Regions from separate parts of the Homo sapiens genome. Here region 2 is linked to region 1. Evidence: chromatin contacts called from ENCODE Hi-C or POLR2A ChIA-PET data. All regions are on one chromosome and are shown on one strand. The core of a region is the stretch at or near the end of the contact, and the rest is flanking DNA. Distances in the headings are between cores, read along the strand shown.

Evidence for each region. A loop is a pair of places that touch in the nucleus more often than their neighbours do. ChIA-PET counts read pairs that join two places held with the same protein, here RNA polymerase II (POLR2A). Pooled maps may share reads with other maps.
Region 2: a loop to region 1 is called in a map of PC-3, with 3 times the contacts of the local background. The contact joins two enhancer-like sites. A Hi-C loop is called at or near these places in 7 of 168 maps with a recorded cell type or tissue (Caco-2, Caki2, Calu3 and 4 more), 2 of 37 single-sample maps with no recorded cell type and 5 of 50 pooled maps. POLR2A ChIA-PET finds 5 or more read pairs at or near these places in 5 of 52 experiments (AG04450, HepG2, activated CD4-positive, alpha-beta T cell and 1 more).

Annotation. Positions count from the first base shown.
Region 1 is chr17:57,367,997-57,374,275 of GRCh38, reverse strand. All of the region lies in intron 5 of MSI2 (musashi RNA binding protein 2), which reads right to left. Among named protein-coding and RNA genes, the nearest start is that of MSI2, 110 kb to the right of the region's middle. Within about 2 kb of position 4,080, at least 6 of the 41 ENCODE cell types and tissues checked have a DNase peak (open chromatin) inside an H3K27ac peak, as active enhancers do; they include PC-3, where a contact is called at or near this core.
Region 2 is chr17:57,407,003-57,413,702 of GRCh38, reverse strand. All of the region lies in intron 6 of MSI2 (musashi RNA binding protein 2), which reads right to left. Among named protein-coding and RNA genes, the nearest start is that of MSI2, 150 kb to the right of the region's middle. RefSeq lists an enhancer at 2,490-2,991. Within about 2 kb of position 5,107, at least 13 of the 41 ENCODE cell types and tissues checked have a DNase peak (open chromatin) inside an H3K27ac peak, as active enhancers do; they include PC-3, where a contact is called at or near this core.

The DNA of each region.
Region 1 (6,279 bases), core at 2,831-5,330:
CATACCACTTATGCCTAGGGTTGCAAAAATGCAACAGGACTTCAAATGATATATCCTAAAACAGTACAATGTAGTGCTGCCACCCTATTGACGCTATGTTTCTGCATATAGCTTCTGTCTTTGTCTGTCTTAAATTCTGGACAATTCTCTAGTTGTCTGGCTGCTTTTTTGTTTTTGTTTTTTGCTTCTCTGCCAGTCTACCTTGCATGGCCATAACACAGAACTGAAGTCTATTTCTTATCATTTGATCTGTTTACTAAGTAGACATGGTAAATCGGTCCCCATCATCCAGTCCAACCTCCTCGCCATAAGCCTTTCTGTTATGCAGGATCTGGAAAATTAAGGAGTAATATTCCAGGTTCCCTTGCAGCTAGGTATGAAAGGGAAAGTAGTATATTCTGTACTTTAACTATTTCCCCTGGCAACATGGCCAGGGAGGTGTTAGGTTATTCTGCAGCAATATCCTCTGTCTCTACTGACTAGTCATGGAGAACCTATTTTGCTGGAGATCACAGCAGGACAGTGGCAGCCATGGAGGCCTTCGGATGGGGACAGTGCGGCTGTGGTTCTGAACCTGGCAGCTGTAGCACCATCTTCCCAATTTGGTGGGGACTTCCAGATGACAGAAGAGACAGTAGGTATTTGAAGACCCAGATCTGCTGCATAGCTCTGAGGGCTGTTCCCAAAAGCACAACCTAGAGGTTTCCGTGTATCTCCTGATGATTTCTGGAAGCATTTTAATGCCCTCAAACAAATTCCTTTCTGCTTAAACCAGATGGGAGTGGATTCAGCTCTCTGCAACTGAAACTAGACTAACACACGGCCTTTGTTCTTGTTTTTAAAAAATAGATCAATATCTTCATTTAAAAAGAAAAAAGGACACAAACTAGAACCTGAAATCTGTTTTGTTCCTAACTGGCTGATTGACCTGGGGTGAGGCAATTACTAATGTTTGTTGGGCCTCAGTTTTCTTATCTGTAAAATGAGAGGGTGAAATTTGATCTCCCAGGATCTTAACACACCTAATATTTGGTGATTTTTTTTTTTTGACAGGCTGGAGTGCAGTGGCGCAATCTCAGCTCACTGCAACCTCCGTCTCCTGGGTTCAAGCGTGCCTCAGCCTCCCAAGTGGCTGGGACTACAGACACACACCACCACGCCCAGCTAATTTTTGTATTTTTTGGCAGAGACAGATATGTCTCTACCACTATGTTGGCCAGGCTGGTCTTGAACTCCTGACCTAAGGTGATCCACCTGCCTTGGCTTCATAAAGTGTCGGGATTACAGTCGTGAGCCCCTGTGCCCAGCCATATTTGGTAATTCTAAATCCAGATGCCCTTTATTTTCATAATTCTGAATTTATTTTTGCAGTCAATTAATCAATACGATCGATCCCTCTTGGCAGGAAAAAAAAACAAAACTGTCCTCATTCTCATTGGGGTGGCGGATTTCAAATCACATTCAGAAACACCAGATTGCCAGGTAAGAAAACTTCATTTTCAACTGGAGCTGGACATCTCCTTTAAAGCGTGAATAGGGGCGATGAACAGTACACCCTTTTATAGTTTCTTCTAGAAAGGGGAACACTACTATTGGTTTCTGTATCATTTATATTTTTTACAGCAGAAAGTATTCATTGATAATAAAATGTGTAATAAAAGAAACAGAAAATAGGCACAGCTTGTTTTCAAATTTCTGTTCATCTGTAACTTTTTTCCTCCAAAAAGAGAAAACATATCAATATGTTGACTATAATTATTTCTGTGTGGTGAGATCTCAGGTTTCATTTTATTTTTCCTACTTTTTGACATTTTCCAAATTTGCCACATTTGTAAACCCAAGCGGTAAAAAGACAGCAGGAATCTTCCTCATTCTCTTCCCTCTTCCCACATCTGTGGTGGCGGTTTCTTGGAACAGTTACACTGAAAGTTCTGATTCAGAGGAAAACTATTTCCATCTTCAAACTTGGATAAATGTTAACCAAATAAGATACACAGGTGGGTAGGTCAGTGTGTTGAAGATAAGTAGGTAAGTAAACAAATAAACCCGAAAGAGAGAGCTTTGCCAAACTACACTGAAGAGGGCTGTTTAAAATAAGCAATTCAAGTTGATCCAAGAAACCCCAATCTTTTTAAATTAAGCCTTCCCCTTCAGCACATATAAAAATGTTTACCATAAACACATCATTTTTACAAAAACAGTAATTTTTTTTAAATTAAGTTAATCTCTCAAACTTTTGGTGAGGTTAGAAAATAGTACCATTCTCCTTATCGGGAGGGCCAATGTAAGATAAAAAAAATTTTAAGAGATTATATATAAGTATATATATTACAAATTTTTTGATATTGTAAAGGAGATTATATATCTCATATATATAAGCTCCTTTATATATTTTTCATATATATTTATATGTAAAATCTCCTTCAAAATATCCATAGCCTTTAACCCCAAAATTCCACTTCTAGGTAAACATATTAAGGAAGTGATCAGAGATGTTGCTAAGGGGTTATGTACAAGGATATTCCACAATGTTACTTATAATAATAATAATAAATCACTAACCAGCTAACTATTCAATAACAGGCTTTGGTCAAATAAAGTATAATTGTAAGTCACAACACCACATAGACAATAAAAACCACAACATAAAAACAGTGAATGAGGAAAATATGATAAAGTTATAAAGGCAGGTTAGCCAATGATTTGTGTGTGTGTGTGTGTGTGTATACCTGTGTCTCTATATAATTTTTTGCCCTTTTTTTTTTTTGCCATGAAAAAGGACAGAAAAAAATGTACCGAAATGTTCATAGCAGTTATCTCTGAATGGTAAATAGTGGCGTTGGGGGGATTTTTACTTAGTTCTTGCAGTTTTCCAAAATTTTCCCAAGTGTTTGTGATTGGAGGAACATGGCAGAAGCAGTAATCAATGTTCTAAATAAACAAACTGCCCAAGTCTCTCCTTTCTGTAAACGTCTAAGTTGGAGTTAAAAACATTTTTATCACAGACCAATCTCGTAATTTTACCCCATCAACTGGCTGAATGGAATAAACATTACAACCTTGCCATGTTTTGTGGCTGGAGTGGTGTTTTATTCTGTTTTTTAATTAATTAATTTGAGTCACGAGCATTTGAGATGTATCTATTTTACGGGGCTGAAATTTACATTTATCTCCTTTTTAAAAGCCCATTTAGCAAATTAACAAGAAAACAGCAACACTCAGGGAAGATACTGAGCCTACTGCATGCGTCATATATAAAAGAGCGACTATATAATTGACCTTACAGGATTCTCCTGCGGATCAAATCAGATTGTCTTGTAAGGAACTCTGGAAAAAATAAAATGCTATATAAGTCACAGTGAAATATTAACATTAACATTTAAAGTCCAGCTGTTTGGTGACTTCAACACAGGGTTTCTTCACTCTAATAAGGCCATTCATGTCTGAGCACCAGGGATCTGTGCATCCTGACCCTCAGTGCAAAGCTGTATGTGGCTGTGTTGTAGCGCAAGTCTCTGGGTAAAGGGTCCATAACTTTCCCAGCATGATCCCTGGGCCCAGTCAGGTTAGAAACACAGCTCACAGAGGTTAAATCCATCACCTGGTGCTGAGGAGTGTTACCTAGCCATCAAAGCAGGCGTAGCAGAATCTCAACTTAAAACCTAACAGAAACATCTTGTGGTCAACTGGCCATCATTGAATCCCAGGAGTCTCATTCCAGTCTTAGGACTAACTCCTGATAACACCCCCAGACCTGGTCTCTGGGCAGAAAAGAACATGAGAGAGCAACAGAGGCCACAGATGGGACAGCAGCCTTGGGTCAAACACTGGAAGGCAAAAGGCCTTTCCAAAGGGCCCTTTCTTGCTACCAGGACTCTGTGATATTGCAAAACAGAATGGCATTTCTTCTATTTGGAAAGATATACGTAATCCTACTCTTTGCTGATTCACACTGTCCTTTTCCACAATCTAGCTGCATTTGTGAGGTTCTGCCTAAATGTTTAAGATATTTCGATTAAAAACGCAAACAGCAGCAACAATCACAAGACCTTAGGCACCAGGGCAGGCCTGGGCAGGAAAGAACACACAGATTCCCCTTCCACTAACCTCAGCTTTCACGGCTACTCAAACCAATGGCTTGAAATTAACTCACTCAGTTAATCATTCAAACTCATGGGCTGGGCAAATTTTAACGTTTCATTGTTGGTTTACAATTAACCCAGCGACAGTGTTTTAAGGTGTTTGATTTTTAATTAGTCTACTGATTTGCCAGTCTGGTTAACAATCCTTTATCCCTGTGCCCTTTATTCTGTCTTCTATTCTTGTTAAGAAATGAAGAGCAGAGATTACTCTGGCTCTTTTCTCCTGGAAACCACTCCAGACTATGGCCCCTTCCTTTCCCAGGGACACAGGATATGGAGTTAAGAACAGAAGGCATGAGGCCTGAACACCAGGATTCTGTGTGACCTTGGGCAAATTAAGGTAACCTCTCTGTGCCTCTGTTTCTTCATCTATAAAATGGGATGACAGCTTTTACTCACAGGAACAGCGTGACCATTAAATGAGATGAGTCACAAAAAACCCTCAGATCAGCACCTGGCACACATGTGGGCCCTGGGCCCCTCTTTTCCCTTCCTTAGTAGTTCAGAAGCTTTACGATTTCTTAATCTGAACATGTCAGTATCTTCCTTTGCAAAACCAAGAGCAGCTGAGAAAGTGTGTGCCCCATGGAATACTTTCTAGGAACAAAACCAGAATGAATTATTCATCAACAGGAGGGTCCCTTTCCCTGGCAGATTTAAGCATGCCTATTAAGTAAGGTCTGTCCAACCTGCTTTATTCCTAAGAGGACAAACAGGCTCAAAGACTCAAGACCCTTCCCAAGGTCATGCTGCTTAGAATCCAAGGTCCCCGAGCTACAACTGGCTGCCCCTCTCATTATGCTGTATTCTTGCCCCTTTCCCCACTGTAGGTTGATAGATGGTGTAAAGAAGGAATGGTATGTGTCCAGTGACACCTGCTGCCATTCTGGCATAGCTGACAGGGTGGCATAACCCTGGCTTGCTGCAGGACAACTGTGACGTCACTCTCAACAAAAGAACCGAAAATGGTACAAACAGCACCCTGTCATTCCCACCACCAGAGGTAAACAATGCTACCAACCATCAGTAGAGCAAAGCACACCTGGGAACTAGCTTCACCAGTATTTCCATAAACCTCACCAAATGACTCTGAGATGCAGCCTATTTTGGAAATTCCCAGTAGAAAAAAATCTCATGGTGAGGCCAGGGTGACCCTATTTCTGACCCCCACAGACTGGGGAGGAAAAGCTGACACACTGATATTTCAGGCATGCCGTTCCTTCCTTCTAGAATGCTTTTTCCTTCCTTGTCTCTCTGGTAAACTTCTATTCATCCTTCAAAACCGAGGTAAGAAAACCACTTGTCTTGAAAGCCTTCCCTGACAATCTCCTCTCCAGCTCACTCACAAGCACCTGTTATCTACCCCTAGAGCTCTGCCTACCTTAGTACCTAGCATATAACTTCAACTTGCCACTTATCTGCCGATATTCTAATTCTGCGGTTCTGAAAATCTTTGATGTCATGACACCTTTTCCCTCTTAAAACATGAGGACCACCAAAGAGAATTATGTGTGTTATATCTCTCAATATTTATCATATTAGAAATCAAAATTGAGACTTTTTTGTTTTTGTTTTTTTGGAGTCACAGTCTCACTCCGTCACCCAGGTGGGAGCACAGTGGTGAGATCTCTGCTCACTACAACCTCTGCCTCCTGGGTTCAAGGGTTCTCCTGCCTCAGTCTCCCGAGTAGCTGGGATTACAGGCGCCCACCACCATGACCAGCTAATTTTTGTATTTTTAGTAGAGACGGTGTTTTGCCATTTTGGCCAGGCTGCTCTCAAACTCCTGACCCCAAGCAATCCGCCCGCCTCAGCCTCCCAAAGTGCTGGGAGCCTCCCAAAGTGCATGAGCCACCACGCTCAGCCAAAATTGAGACATTTTTAAACACAGAAATACACATATTCCATTAGCCACCAGAACTATGATGTCAACAGAGGTCATGTAGCCTATGAAAAATTCTACTGTATATTCATAAAAGGATGAGAATGAAAAACACAAAGTCTTAAAATTATTATTTAAGAAACTTCGTCACAGACTCTTTGAAAGGTTATCAGGAATGCCCAGGGGTCCCGAACCACAATTTGGGTACCACTGTTCTAGTTCATTCATTTAGCTGCTTGAGGACAGGGTCTTTAT
Region 2 (6,700 bases), core at 3,858-6,357, 38 kb before region 1:
ACCAAGCTTATTAGAATCATATGTAAAGGAAAAGGAAAGAAAAACTTAAATGAGGATCTGAAAAGCTCTCCCAGGAGGCAAAATAAATGCAATAAACAGATTAGTGGATCAATATATATAAAGATATTTTAACAAACATCAGCCAAATGATACTGGGACAATTTCCAGGCAGTATCCGTTACCAAAAAAAGTTTAATTATTCGAGAAAGAAATGTAAAGAGTGTTCATCAGAAGGATCCACCCAGAAGAACTCTCTTTGGGCCTACATCGGTTCAACTCTTTCATCAAAGCCAGGGCAACCGGCAAGTCAGTTCCACAAACTGGAAGCAGCGGGGTAGCCGGATGGAACTCGAGGTACATCCCACCAAAATTGCATAAAACTGAATCGTCGTCTTTATGCTCAGAAGATGCAGGAAGGGCTTTTTAGTTTGCATCATTGCCAGGGTGGGTAGAAGAATTGAGTGGTAAGCTCCCCCACAGGATAGATGGAAAAGATGAATGAGAGAACGAGACAGACAGAGAGAGAGAGAGTGTGTGTGTGTGTGTATATAAAGGCTGTTGCACTAGCAAGCCTACTGCTAGACAGGACTAAAGTGGAAACTCCAGAGTCTCAGAGGACCTGAGTCTCCAACGTTGAAAATAACACCACCAGCTCATGTTTCTAACATTTGTTAAGTGCTCACTCTGTTTCTTAGCAGGATGCTAACAACTATGTGTGCATTAGCTCATTTAATCCTCATGACAACCCTATGGGTTAAAGACCATCATTATCCCCATTTTACAGATAAAGAAAGTGAGGTGGGAAGAAGTTAAATGACCTGCCCAAGGTTACCAAGCTAGTAAACAGATGAGCTGGGTCTAATACCAGACAGACTGAGTGTAAACAACCTATGCTCTTATTAGCAGGCAATATGCTCAGCCAAGGGGGTATGAAAACTATACAGTCTGAGGGCCAAAACCAGCAGCCTCCTGACTTTTGTAAATAAAGTTTTATTGGAATATAGCCACAACCATTCATTTTCATATTGTCTTTGGCTGTCATCGTGATAGCATGGCAGAACTGAATGGTTCTAGGAGACCATCTGGGCCACAAAACTAAAAATAGTTATTATCTGGCCTTTTGCAGAAAAAGTTTGCCAGCCCCTATACTAAGGAGTAAACAATAGAGATTCTCAACTTTTCTACCTATGTACTCCTCCTAAAGGCAAAGTACGTTAAGGGACAGCCCAGAATGACCAGGAACTGATGCAGCCAGAAGCGATCCTGAAGTGTCTGCAAGTATCACAGTGTTTCAAAAAAGAATTATGCAAATATTGCATTCTGTGCCATAATATTTGTTCTAATATAAAATATTTTAGACAAACTGGCCAGGTGCGGTAGCTCACACCTGTAATCCCAGCACTTTGGGAGGCTGAGGTAGGCAGATCACTTGAGGTCTGGAGTCCGAGACCAGCCTGGCTAACATGGCGAAACCCTGTCTCTACTAAAAATACAAAAATTATTCAGGCGTGGTGGCACACGCCTGTAAACCCAGCTACTTAGGAAGCTGAGGCAGGAGAATTGCTTGAACTTGGGAGGCAGAGGTTGCAGTGAGCTGAGGTCGCGCCACTATACTCTAGCCTGGGTGACAGAGAGGAAGGTCAGAGTGACTTTCCTCAAAGAGGTACCATAGTAATTCTTCCCCCGGCCCCGCCCCCAGACGGAGTCTTGGTTTGTCGCCCAGGCTGGAGTGCAATGGTGTGATCTTGGCTCACTGCAACCTCTGCCTCCCAGGTTCAAGCAATTCTCCTGCCTCAGCCTTCTGAGTAGCTGGGATTACAAGCGCCCGCCACCACACCCTGCTAATTTTTGTATTTTTAGTAGAGACAGGGTTTCACCATGTTGGCCAGGCTGGTCTCAAACTCCTAACCTCATGATCCACCCGCCTCAGCCTCCCAAAGTGCTGGGATTACAGGTGTGAACCACTGCGCCTGGCCATACCATAGTAACTCTATGGCACTACAAACAACTGGTCAGGGCCACCCCAAAGAAGATCACCTCAGGATAAACAGCTTAAGTTTAACAACAAACCCAGAGTCCTCACCCAGGAAGTCTAGATTTGAACCTTGGGCCCCACTGCTGTTGGGCTAAGGGGTCTTACATAGTCATTTATGCTCTCCTAGTCTTCCTTACCTAATTTTAAAATAGGGATAATTATCCTACCTCACAGGGCTGTTGGGACAATTACAAGGTAAAAGATACATGAACGGTTCGGGCAAACAGGAATCCCTAAATCTGAACACAAATACCAACTTAGTTGAATGGAAAGCAGTGACATCAATACGTCCTCCCTTTTTGCTAAGAAAACAAGTCTGTTGATAAAAGAAATGGGTTGCTCTTATTAAAGAATAAAAATCGGCTGAGTGTGGTGGCTCACGCCTGTAATCCCAACACTTTGGGAGGCTGAGGCAGGCAGATCACTTGAGTCCAGGAGTTTGAGACCAGCCTCGGCAACACGGTGAAACCCTGTCTCTACTAAAAATACAAAAAAATTAGCCAGGCATGGTGGTGCATGCCTGTAGTCCTAGCTACTTGGGAGGCTGAGGTTGGGGAATCACCTGAGCCCCAGAGACTGAGGCTGCAGTGAGCTGAAATCGTGCTGCTGCACTCCAGCCTGGGAAACCATAGTGAGACCCTGTCTCTAAATAAATAAGTAAAATAAAATAAATAAACAAATAAATAAAACTGTTTCCCTATCAGAGAATCTGCAAGCTCCCTTGCAAACTACTCCAGCATTTCATCTCCCTGTTGCTTTCCATACCCTTGTCATTCCATAAGAAAGCTGGGAATAAGATCAGGAAGCCCGTCTCTGATCATTCCATACTCTCACTTATTTTTCCTTAAGTGAAAAACACCTTAAATTGTTTTGTCAATACTAACACTCTATAAGCAAATCTGAAAATATTTACCTCTGCCGCCAATTATAAAAGATGGTTAGCGACCTCGACAACCCAAAATCTCTAATTTACAACTAATCTACTTTCACAAATTACATCTTCTATAACAGACCACCTAAAAACGACTTCCTGTAAACAAACCACTCTGCTGGGTTTTCTTTTCTTTTTTTTTTAATTTAATTAAATCCTTATTTTGCTCTTTAACTACAAGAAGCTCACTTTTCGCTACATTGGGGCAGAATTTTTTTTTTCAAGAGACACAGAAATAATCGCCAAATAGAAGCCCAGAGGGGTGCACAGACAGACAGACTGTGGGTCTGTCTGACCTGCCTTCAGCAGCCACTTGCTCATCTAACACTTGCCGGCCTGTGCTCACGCAAGGCCCCATGCTGGCTGTTTACCCAGCAGCTGGATTAAATGAAGAAGGCAGAATGTAAACAGGTATGAAGTTAGTGTTCTGGAGCACGCAGGAAGGAGTATTTAAATCTCCTTGGAGGTGGTCAAGGAAGATGCTGACCCTTTTAGAGTGTCAGGCCAAGTGTCTTGACTTCTCCAGACTCCGCTTGAAGGTGACCAATTCATTCTAGTTTGCAAGGCCCAAGTTCCTAGAAACCCCCTTAGTCACAGGCAAACCCAGACAACCAGTCACCCTACCTGCATCCTGCCCAGGTCTTCTCCCTACGAGGAGGAATCATCATAATATTAAGTTGGCCTGTGGTGCACTGGCTCCCATACTCCCCATTTTTTTTTTTTTTTTTGGAGACAGAGTCTCACACTGTCACCCGGGCTAGAGTGCAGTGGCACGATCTCGGCTCACTGCAACCTCCACCTCCTGGGTTCAAGAGATTCTCCTGCCTCAACCTCCCGAGTAGCTGGGATTACAGGTGCCCACCACCACGCTCAGTTAATTTTTTGTATTTTTAGTAGAGACAGGGTTTCACCATGTTGGCCAGGCTGGTCTCGAACTCCTGACCTCATGATTCGCCCGCCTTGGCCCCCCAAAGTGCTGGGATTACAGGCGTGAGCCACTGTGCCTGTGCCCCACACTCTTTCATCTGTCTCCCACGCACTACTTGTACCAAGTAATCATCAACATTTCATGGTAACAGCCCCTCCATCAGATTCTTCCTTCCTGGAAACATCAATGGTCACACAAACGTCCCACAAAGAAGAAAGGCCCATCACCTAGGCTGCAGAAGGTATGAGTCCTTGTGGCAAATCAAATCCCACTTTGCCAGTAACTCGACTTAGGAAGACAACACAAAATGGAGGAAGAAATGGAAGCAGCATATACAAATTCAATCTATTCCATCTCCTATTTATTTTATGCAAAGTTTTCCTGGTCCTTATTAATGCCGGCTTTCCCTCCGCCATTTAATCTCTGCTTCCATTTCATTCTTAGAGGCCTGTGATTATTCTAATTCAGCATTTGGATGACTTCATTTCCACTCAAGTACACCCAGGTCAACTTGGATAGAAAAGAAAGAGGAGGAGAAGAAAAATAATCAGCTAAAAGCTATTAAATATCAGCCGTGTGCCTCATGATTGGTTTTAAAGGCAGTGGTGAGGTTAGCAACAGTCAGAAACTCAACCCTTTTGCCTCTTCCTGCATATTAACATTTTTTTCTGGGGCTCTCACTAATATGGCTTCGAATGTAAATAAAGTACAGATTGGCAGCCCACTTTTAGCTAATTCACAAATACCAAGTCTGAATATACGGAGCTGTAAAAATTTAGAGGGTGGTAACTTGACAAATCTGGCCGGTCTACAGAGAGACTATTTCTAAGAGGACAAAAGAAGAAAATAAAGAAAGAAAATGGAAGAAAAAGAAAAGCATACAGGACCTGTGTAAGGGGGTATCCTACGGAGGTGGGGGGCGGGTGGGAATCTCCATATCAATGTTCACTCCACCGAACAACAGAGTTCGATTTCAATGCCAAGTCTAAATGAACTGCGCTTTCTCCTCCATAAGAACCACCCCTTGCACCCACTGGCACAAGCTTGAACCATGATTTCTGGTACACTTTCAGTTCCCACTGAACTACATCTAGGGAGAAAAAGGCTTTATTTTCTCCTACTAACAACTCCATTGTTAAGTGACGTCTTCAGAGGGCCCAGGAGGACTCTGGGAAGGTGAGCTGGTGGAAGTACTTCATACCGCCCCCCCGCCCCTACCCACCCAGGGCTCATTAACTCCTTTGTGCCCAAGGGCTCCCCTACCGCTGGCTCTCCTCTCCTTGCCGCAGCAGAAAAAGTAAATACAGCTAAATCATACCAGGAAATGCGGTCAAACAGCAAAGCTGAAGTTTGAGCCTTGTTCTTCTATTCGGCCTTGTTCCTCTACCTACTATGCAAATGCACATGGCATTTGATTAGCACAATCTCAAAGTTTTCCCAGCTTGCTACCCAGAAGGCATCCTAGTTTTCTATTTGTATATTTTAAAACACTGTTAACGAGCAATAATAATGTCTGATGCCTTTGCCTAACAACAGCTGGCTATATTTTATATACTAAGAGGGAAATGGGAAGTTTTCCTAGAAACCCAGTATTTCAGAATCTCCTTTTTGAAGCAAAAATACGAAAATTTAAGAGAAGTAACGTTAGGGTGCTCAATCTTTAGAACTCGACAACCTTACTGGCTTCAGCCGAAATCAGTCTATGGAGGAAAAGTTCACCAGGAAAACACAAAGTTGTTTAGCAGGAGGGTTTACCTGCAAAGCCCCAGGATCATATTACTCATGGGTAAGGTTTGTTTGCCTCTGCCACCTGGCCTAGAAGGTGGAGGAGGCAGAGGAAGCAGGATTCTCCTGTCTACTCGCTGTGCTGTTTCCCACTGAGCAGCTTGGCCAGGGGTCAGGGGGCAAATAAAGTCCCCTCCCCTTATGACACACTTCCAGAGGGAGATGCTGACACAAACCAGGCAGAAGATTAATAAAACATGGGGACAGTGTTGGCTTTGTTCTGGGCTATTAGAGGAAGAAAATTTAAACACAAAAGTAGCCTTCAGCCAGGGAAGAGCGTGCGCATGGTCCTTCCTGGTCCAGCCTACAATTGTCGTTGAAGAAGGTCTGAAGGGCAACACCCAGGCTCTCCAGAAAAAGGTGGAGCAGAGGACAGGGTGAGGCCCGGGAGGCTGACCACTCCCCGGGCAACCCACCTACATGAACCACTTCAGAGGACAAAGCCTCACGGGAGCTCAGATGTCCACAAAGGACACACAAGACTTTTGTTTTCCAAGCCTCCTCTGAGAGAACCACACTGCACAGAGCTCTGTTTATCTACGACACACATTTAAAGCAAGAAAACACTACCTGAGGATCACAGTCCACTCTCAGGCTTATTTATCTTCTCACAGATCTCATGCCTTTTAAATTTCAAAGGGCTTTATGAGACTTTTATTCCAGGTATGACTCTCCTCACACATACAGTATCAAAAGGGGTGTCTGAGTGGGGGCCATGAATGCAGCTTCGCACCTGCACAGAAAACCCCGGAGCTGGGAGATCGCAGGCACCCAGCGCTTCCTCGGGCCTCACTCACCCACAATCGCCCACGCTGGCCGGATAAACGGGAAGGTCTCATTACATTAAAAAAAACAATTCACTCTTGTTTTCTTTTTTTCTTCCCCTAAAAAGCTTTCACACACCATTCTCCAGAGCTCAAGTTAACTTTTATGGGCCCCCACACAACCCCAATCCGACACAAAGGGCTCCAAGGACCCTTTCACCTGGTTTCCACAGCGATCTCCCACTTTGACGAGACCT